Linked DNA regions of Homo sapiens: region 1 is linked to region 2. The links are chromatin contacts, found by Hi-C in ENCODE. All regions are on one chromosome and are shown on one strand. Each heading gives the region's core, a stretch centred on a gene start or an enhancer-like site at or near the end of the contact. The rest is flanking DNA. Distances are from core to core; before and after follow the strand shown. Region 1 holds the start of TNFRSF11A (TNF receptor superfamily member 11a). Region 2 holds the start of KDSR-DT (KDSR divergent transcript).

Region 1 (4,029 bases), core at 1,437-3,936, 1.0 Mb before region 2:
AACCAAAAGAAAGTAGGAAAAGAGGAAAAAAAGGAACAAATAGAAAAACGGATGGAAAAAATAGAAAAATAGCACAATGGTAGACTTAAACTTCACCATATCTATAATCGCATTACATGTGAACAATCTAAACACTCCAATCAAAAGGCAGAGATTGTCAAAATGGGTAAAATGGGAAAAAAGAGCCAAATGTAATGCTGTCACTTTAAATGATATAGATAAATTAAAAGTAAAAAGATAGATTGAGATAGATCATCTAAATGCTATTCATAAGAAAGGTGAAATGGCTATATAATTAATATCAAAGTGGACATGAGAATTTGATTTTACCACCAATCAAGGAAGACATATAATAATGATAAACGTCTCAATTCATCAGGAAGACATAATAATTCTAAATGTTTATACCTCTAAGTAGAGCTTCAAGAATATGAAAAAACTGACAGAAATAAAAGGAAAAATAGACAAATACAGTTATTGTTGGAAATTTCCACACTTTTTCTCAGAACAAGTAACGGAAAATCAGTATGGATATTTCAGCCTATTTGACCTGATTGACACTCATAATGTACTTTACTGACAACAGCAAAATACATAGCTTTTTCAAGTGCACATGGAATTTTGACCAAGATATGCCATGTGCTGGGCTAAAAGTAAGGCAAGTGAATAGTTCTGGCAATCCAGGAATTCAAAACAGGTTATATTCTATTGGCATGGGACAAGTATCTTCATATAAACAGTTACCTTATGATATGGTTTGGCTCTGTCCCCACCCCAAATCTCATCTTCAATTCCCACGTGTTGTGGCAGGGACCTGGTGGGAGGTAATTGAATCATGGCTGCAGGTCTTTCCCGTGCTGTTCTTGTGAAGTGAGTAAGTCTCATGAGATCTGATGGTTTTAAAAATGGGAGTTTCCTTGCACAAGCTCTCTCTTTGCCTGCTGCCATCCAGGAAAGATGTGACTTGCTCCTCCTTGCCTTTCACCATGATTGTGAGACCTCCCCAGCCACATGGAACTGTAAGTCCGTTAAACCTCTTTCTTTTGTAAATTGCCCTGTCTTTATCAGCAGCATGAAAACGGACTAATACATGATACAAAGGAGGGATTATACGTATGGATCCAACATCGACCTAGAATGTGAGGAAAGACACAATCCTAAGCAAGTAATGACAAACAAAAACAACAGGATGCTATTGAGATGGAGCAGGAACCCATCTTAGGAGCCTGTGGAGCACCCCTAAGCATGGAAATAAAGGAAAATCTTGAGTTCCTTCAAGGGAAATTCCAGGTACCTAGCTAGCCCTAAGAAGTAAATAAGTAACTTGATAAGCAAGAAGGTAATTATAGCTTAAAACAATAACCAAGGAAGTTAGATTCCCTATAGAAACGAAAGATAACATCTTAACATATGTCCCTGAATTGTTTCTCAGAAACCCAGACCCCCAACAAAACAGATCCACTGGCATGCAGACCTCAGACAAGGGGGAAATGAGGACGGAACTGACCACCATTCTTTCTTCTAAATTTCTTCCTGAAGGGCAAGGAGGAAGTCACACCCACGAGCCAGAGCTAACATTCATTTTTGCTGACCCCAAATTTTTAACAAAGCTTCTCTTCCTTCACTGATGGCAAGTCAGAAAATCTTTGAATGTATAACCTATAAGCACCCTCACTTTAAAGATTTTCAAGATATCCCAGCTTGTTAGACCAAACCAATGTGCAACCTCCGTGTATTATGATTTTGCCTGTAACTTCTGCTTTCTTGAAATTAACCCTGCGTTTAAAAATCCTTACTTGCAAGCCAACTGAAGGTCAGGATTTAAGCAAGAGCTGCCCCATTCTCCTTGCCTGGAGCTCTGCAGATAAGCGCCCTCTTTTCTCCCAGTGCAAACCTTAGTGCGGATGGCTTGGCCTTACTGCACCAGAAGAACGGACCTCAGTTTTTAGGTAACACTGTGCCCCAGACATCTGGCCACTTTATGTCTGAAAGGGCCAATGTGGTGATGGGGGCTGGGGGACGCCTCAAGGCTGGCGGAGCCTGGTGCCTTTCTAGAATTTGGTGGGTGCAGGACGGGTGAGGGGCGGAGGCAGAGGATCAGGAGAAGAAAAAGAGATAGTGGCTGCTGGCCCCAACATTTTGAAGCAAAGAACAAGAGGAGTATTTTACGAAGATTGGCGGATGGTGTATTGTGTTGATGCCTTAACTGCAGTCGACGAAATCTCCAGGAAGGATCCTCCTCCCGTTCATTCTCGACGGTGGCGCATCCACTTTCGGAAGGCCGGGCCTCGAAGGGTGGGCGCGCGGGGCAGGAGCAGGACCACCCCGATGCCCCCATTCCTTCCCGGGAGGCGGGGCCCACAGGCCTGGGGTGCGGCAAGGCAGGAGCCAGTGCCGTGAAGGGCAACCCAGGGCTGGTCTCCCGCCAACCTGTCTGCAGCCCGAGCACCTGGGCCAGGGGCGGAGACCGGACCAAGGAGGCACCGGGCGCGGCGAACACCCCCGGGGCCCCTCCCCGAGCGGGGCCCCGCGTCCCACCGCAAACCAGGGGAGCTTGGGCACCACCTGGCTGGCACCGCCGGGCCCGGCCGGAGGGGGGCGCAGGAGGGCGGCGCGGGGGCAGGTGCGGGGCGGGGCACGGGGGCGGGACCACACAGGGCCGCGGCAGCCGCGCCCGCTGGGCCACAGAGGCCGCTGAGGCCGCGGCGCCCGCCAGCCTGTCCCGCGCCATGGCCCCGCGCGCCCGGCGGCGCCGCCCGCTGTTCGCGCTGCTGCTGCTCTGCGCGCTGCTCGCCCGGCTGCAGGTAAGGAGCGCCCGCGCCTGCCGGGCCGCGCGGCCCGACGCCTCCTCGGGAGCCCCGGGAAGGGCCGGGGCCGGCGGCATCCTGGCTCCTCCGCCTTCCGAGAGGAGCCGGAGTTTTGGGGAGCGGAGGCCGTGGGAAGCTGGGGAGGCGCTTCCAGAGTTGGACGGCGGAGGGCGGGAAAGGGCAAGCGGAGGGAAACTGGGGCGCAGAAGGAGCAGGTTGGCGGGACCGCAACACCCGAAACGGGCTCTTCCAAAAGCCCCTCTTAGCCGCAGGCTTTGATGCTGTCATTTTCTCCAAATGCTTCTTGAGCACCTACTAAGCGCTTGCGCCGGGCGGTGCCGCGGGAGACAGCGCCGTGGGCACCTCACTTGCGGCAGATAACCGTTCCCGATACGATTTCTCCCGGGTGGCCTCCGTCCCAAATTTCCACCCGGAAAGAGACATGATTCCCTCCGTCCCTGAACTGCGGGCTTGCCTTTGCCTCCCCTGAGCCCCTTCGGGGACACCCCTGCCAGCTCGCCTGGAGGCCCCGCACGGCGGGGAGAGACTGCGCGCGCGCCCCGGGGATGCTGGACTTGACCCTCGCAGACCCGAGTGGCTTCCCGGTCCTCTCGGAACAGGTTTCTCAGTACAGTTAGCAAGCGAATGCAGCCAGGCACGGACTTTCTGCCTCGTGGAGGAGGGCCGCAGAGGGAAGCACACCCAGCACAACAAACGCTTTAAAAATCGTTGATACGAACTTGAAAGCTCTCACAGGGAAGGGCGAGTGGTGGTTTTCTTGGTTTCGGCTGGGTCAGATTTCCCCTCTGTTAACACTAGGTTAGGCTGCTGCCGTCCCTCCGCAGCCGGGCACGGAACCCGGAGAGGCGTGGGGAGGGACGCATGGAGAATCGTGTTTGGGTGAGAAGAGAGGGGAAAAGCCTTGACAGAAATAATGTGGGTGCACTGAAGGCTGAAGCAAAAGATTCTAGGGAAGATTCATTCCCAATTGTATGGGTCTGTCAGTATGGTTGAGGGAAACGAAGGCGGAAAAGTCTAAAGGATTTTTTCATTTTAAGCACTTCAGGTGTTGCTTAATTAAGTGTTCAACAGGTTGAACGGGGTGCTACCTTATTTGAACCAAAGGACCAGGGTTTCAGCGAACAGCTAGCCACCTAAGAAAAACCTGCCTGACCACGCAGTTGCAAAATTATCTCTCACTGCTGTCGCAAAATGACATATT
Region 2 (4,316 bases), core at 490-2,989:
CCGCGGGATGGGGCTGGAAGGACTGGAGTCAAGGCTCAGTGAAACTGTCTTACAAATAAGGAATTCCAATTTTCATTCTGCGTTTAGCTTTAGTTTTTGCAAAGTTATGCTCTATAAACTCAAGCTCTGAAAGGATCCAAGGTTTAAAGCCACGCTTTTGAGGCAGCAGTTCTCTTGCGGATGTAAAACTTTCAGAATTTAGAGTGTCAAGTTTTGCCTTTCTCTTATTTATTTTTTGTAATGAATCCACACTCTTTCCCCATTAGGAACAGGAGGTGTTGGAAAAAGCTAATAGCTTTACAAAGGAGAAATTAAACAGATACATTTTCTCATTCACAAACCCTTGTACAGATTTAAAGCATACTAAGAAAAACGACCATCTTATTTTATACCAGCTCAGCGGGGAGGCTCGGATCTCCGGTGCAGAGATAGGACAGGAAGAGGTGTGCGGCCAATTTTGTAACCAACCCTCCTTACTCCTAACTCCTCGCCTCACTGTGCCTCGGGTTTGGGAGATCCAAACGAGAATGCTCGTGAGAAAGCCACTGCAAACGGGAAAGTGCTGGGCGCAGGCAAGGAGGCATTCTCTCTGTTTAAGAAAGGTGCCACATTTGCAGAACAGGGATCGCTGAATATGCGAGCTTCCGCCAAGAAATAAATCACACCTATCCACCTCTCCTTCATTCCTCGCACACAAGCCTTGTCGTTTAGCTCATCCTTCCCACTAGAAAACAGCAAAGGATTGCATTGGAGCAGCAATCAGCAGATGCCACGCTGAGCTCAGAGACAAGCAGTGTAGACGGGACAGGCGTCCCAATACCGCTAAGCCACCACCGCCAGCCCGCTGGGTTCTGAGCAGTTTCCCCAGGTGAGTCACTTCCTGGAATCCTCTGGCAGCGGCTCTTCCCGTCACTCGCACAGGCCATCTTCCAGTTCCGAGCTGCCTCGGCGGGTCCCGGCGGCTGGGACCCCACTTCCCCGCTGTCTGCCCCCGCCCGGGGCCGCGCGCCGCACCCTGCACACCACCGACCGCTGTGTCCTTGGCAAAGTTTCTCAGCCTCTCTGTGCCTCAGTTGACTCATCGGAAAAACTGAGGACAAAACATCCACATCCCAGGGATGTTGCATGGATTCACGAGCAGCCACAGAACCCCTGGGGCCCCGGGAACCCTGCGGCCGGCGGGGTCCCCCGTCGCACGCTCTCCGGCCCTAGGAGGAGCCCGAGGCTGCGGAGGGCGGGTCCGCGAGGCCGGGTGCCGGGGCCGGGGGAAAAGCGCCGGGGTGGACGGCGGCAGGTGACCTTCCCCATTTGGCCATGCCTTCCTGGGGACCGCGGCCTGGAAAAAGGGACGTAGGCTACGCGGCCTCGGCGGCGGAAAGGCCGCGCGGGCCGGTAAGTCGGGGGGCAGCAACAGGAGGCCACTCACCACCACATGCGCCCCGGGCAGGGCGAGGGGCTTGGGGCTGATGAGCGGAGACACCATGTACAGCAGCAGCACGAAGGCCACGAGGAAGGCGGCAGCCAGCAGCAGCATCGCTCCGCGGGGCCAGGGGCCCGGAGCGGCCGGGCGGGGGCCGCCGGGCAAGGCGCGCAGGGCTGGGCTGCGGCGAGGCGAGAATCACGCGCGGCGGGCGGGCGCCTGGAGTGTTTGGGTTTGCGGGCCGGGGCGGGCCGCGGCGGAGGGGAAGAGGAGGAGCCGGCGCGCGCGCCACCCAGGCGGGGCGGTGCTTCCAGGGGGCGAGTAGGCCGCCACCGCCACCGCCACCGCCACCACTGCCAGAATCGCCTCTCGGGGGTCGCCGGGTGTCTCCCACTCCCCCGGCCTCGGGACGGGGCCCGCAGTCCGCAGCCTCTCCCGTGGAAACCGGGCCTCCCGTCCCTGTGCGTCGCGAGCGGGCTCCGGACAGCGCCAGATGCGAGCGCGCCGGGAAGGGCTGCGAAGACTCGCTCTTCGGGAGCTCGAATGGCTTCTTAGGACCCCGCAGGGCGGGTTTCCAGGCCTGCCACGGCCTCCAGTGTGGGCGTGACGAGCGCTCCTCCCTGGAGTTCAGCCCTCGGCTTGGGACTGCCCGCTGGGTTGCTCGGAGGCCCCGGAGCATCGGAAAGGGCGGCTGGAGGCTCCCGGAGCGGGCTCAGCCTGGGAGCCCAGCGACTACGCTCTGAAATCCCGGGCTCCATTCCATATTTTTTGGCGTTTTTAGAAGATGGTCACGGCCCACTTTCGCTTTTCAGAGGACCGGAAAGCCTTAACAGGGAGTTTTGAGGAATCACTAAGGTAATTCAATTTCATTGAGTTCAGAGTTCATCTTTACCAAGCAGGTTCAAAACAAATAAATAACGCAAACAACTCAGCTTTATTAAGGTCTCATTCACGTACTATACCATACAATTCCCGATTTAACGTGCGTAATAGGCCGGGCGAGGTAGCTCGCGCCTGTAATCCCCGACCTTTGGGAGGCTGAGGCGGGCGGATCTCTTCAGGTCTGGAGTTCGAGACCAGCCTGGCCATGATGGTGAAACCCCCGTCTCTACTAAAAATACAAAAAATCACCCGGGCATGGTGGCGTATGCTTGTAATCCCAGCTACCCTGGAGGCTGAGGCAGGAGAATCGCTTGAACCCGGGAGGCAGAGATTGCGGTGAGATCGCGCCACTGCACTCCAGCCTGGGTGACAGATCAAGACTCCGTCTCAAAAATAAATAAATAAATAAAGCTTATAATAAATTGTCTTTAATATAGTCACAGTTGTAGACCCATCACTACCATAAATTTTAGAACATTTTTGTCACAACCCCCCAAAATCCTATACTCATTGGCAGTCACGACCCATTTCCTCCCAAGCCCCGCCCAAGCCTAAGCAATCCCTCATGTTTCTGTCTCTATAATCTTGCCTATTCGGGATATTTCACATAAATGGAATCATATAATATGTAGCCTTTTTCATCCTATCTTTCACTTACTGTAATGTTTTCAAGGTTCATCCATGATATGAAGTACTACATGTTAATACTTCATTTATTTTTATTGCCAAATAATATCCCATTGTATGACTATACGACATTTTAATTTTCCATTCATCAATTGAGGAATATTTAGGTTGTTTCCACTTTTTGACTATTAGAATTATGCTAACTGTAAATATTCATTTACCGGTTTTTGTGTGGGCATTATGTTTCATTTCTCTTGGGTACATGCCTAGTAGGGGAGTTGCTACATCTTACGGCAACTCTATGTTTAACTATTTGAGGAATTGCCAGAAGTTTTCCAAAGTGAGTACAACATTTTGTGTTCCCACCAGCAGTGTATGTGGGTTCCAATTTCTCTACATCTTCACTAACAGTTGTTATCATCCGTCTTTCTGATTATAGCTTTTTTAGTTGGTGTGAAGTCTCATTGTGATTTTAATTTGCATAGAGGCACATATTTTTGTTTGCTTACTTGCTTTTCATTTTTGTTGTTGTTTCTAGAAATACTAGGGAGCGAAGGAGAAAAAAAAGTTTTTCTTTTCCTTTTTTTCTTGACTTACAGCAGTTAGCCAAACTGCAAAATTTGAAGGCATAATGTCCAAGACTTCTGATATCAATGCAAGTTTAGAGGTTCCTGAACCACCCTCAGGTTTGATCATTCACTGGAAGGACTCACAGAACTCACTGAAAGCCATTATGCTCATAGTTATGGTTTATTATGGGGAAAGAATACAGATCAAAGTCAGCTAAGGAAAGAAATGCCTAAGGCAGAGTCTGGAGGGCTCCAAATGCAAAGCTCCTGTTGTCATCTCCCACGGAGTCAGGCTGTGTTACCTTCCCAGCATTGGTATGTGACAGTATGCTTGGAGTATTGTCAACCAGGGACACTTGTCTGAGCTTCTGTGTCCAGAGTTTTTACTGGGACTCCAGCACATAGGCTTGATCAATTGTCCACTTGGTTGGACTGAGACTCCAACTAGACTGATAGTGCATGACAAAAGCCCCCTAATTCACATACTTGGTCTCTCTGGAATGGCCAGTCTCCACCCTAAAATCCAGTTTGCCCAGTCCCCATCTAAACAGAGGTACTCCTATCAGGTATGACGTAGATAACCTCCCATAAGCCAAGGGCAAAAGTCAAACCTTCTCTTTGGGCAAGACTGAATCCTTTACAACACGGCTGCCACCTGGCCTTTGGCCAAAGCTCTCTTACAGTAAAATGAACATATATCTGACATTTGGAGGAGCCAGTGTAGAGTAGGAGGCTTTTAACTCAATTTCTCAATACATTGGCCATCAGTGTGAACATTAAAACCTCACTTACAATCCCAGAGTTACACTGTATTATGA

Evidence for each region. A loop is a pair of places that touch in the nucleus more often than their neighbours do. Pooled maps may share reads with other maps.
Region 1: a loop to region 2 is called in a pooled map, with 7 times the contacts of the local background. The contact joins the promoter of TNFRSF11A here to the promoter of KDSR-DT in region 2. A Hi-C loop is called at or near these places in 6 of 50 pooled maps.

The regions. Positions count from the first base shown.
Region 1 is chr18:62,322,624-62,326,652 of GRCh38, forward strand. TNFRSF11A (TNF receptor superfamily member 11a) reads left to right here and starts at 2,687. Exons shown (of 10, transcript NM_003839.4): 1 at 2,687-2,804. The coding sequence starts at 2,730. RefSeq lists silencers at 2,319-2,528, 2,579-2,778.
Region 2 is chr18:63,365,585-63,369,900 of GRCh38, forward strand. KDSR-DT (KDSR divergent transcript) reads left to right here and starts at 1,740. Exons shown (of 2, transcript NR_186602.1): 1 at 1,740-2,275. KDSR (3-ketodihydrosphingosine reductase) reads right to left here and starts at 1,622. Exons shown (of 10, transcript NM_002035.4): 1 at 1,427-1,622. The coding sequence starts at 1,534. LOC124904317 (a long non-coding RNA gene) reads right to left here and starts at 1,416. Exons shown (of 2, transcript XR_007066400.1): 1 at 666-1,416. RefSeq lists enhancers at 712-1,006, 1,046-1,993 and silencers at 855-904, 1,255-1,314, 1,385-1,834, 1,945-1,994.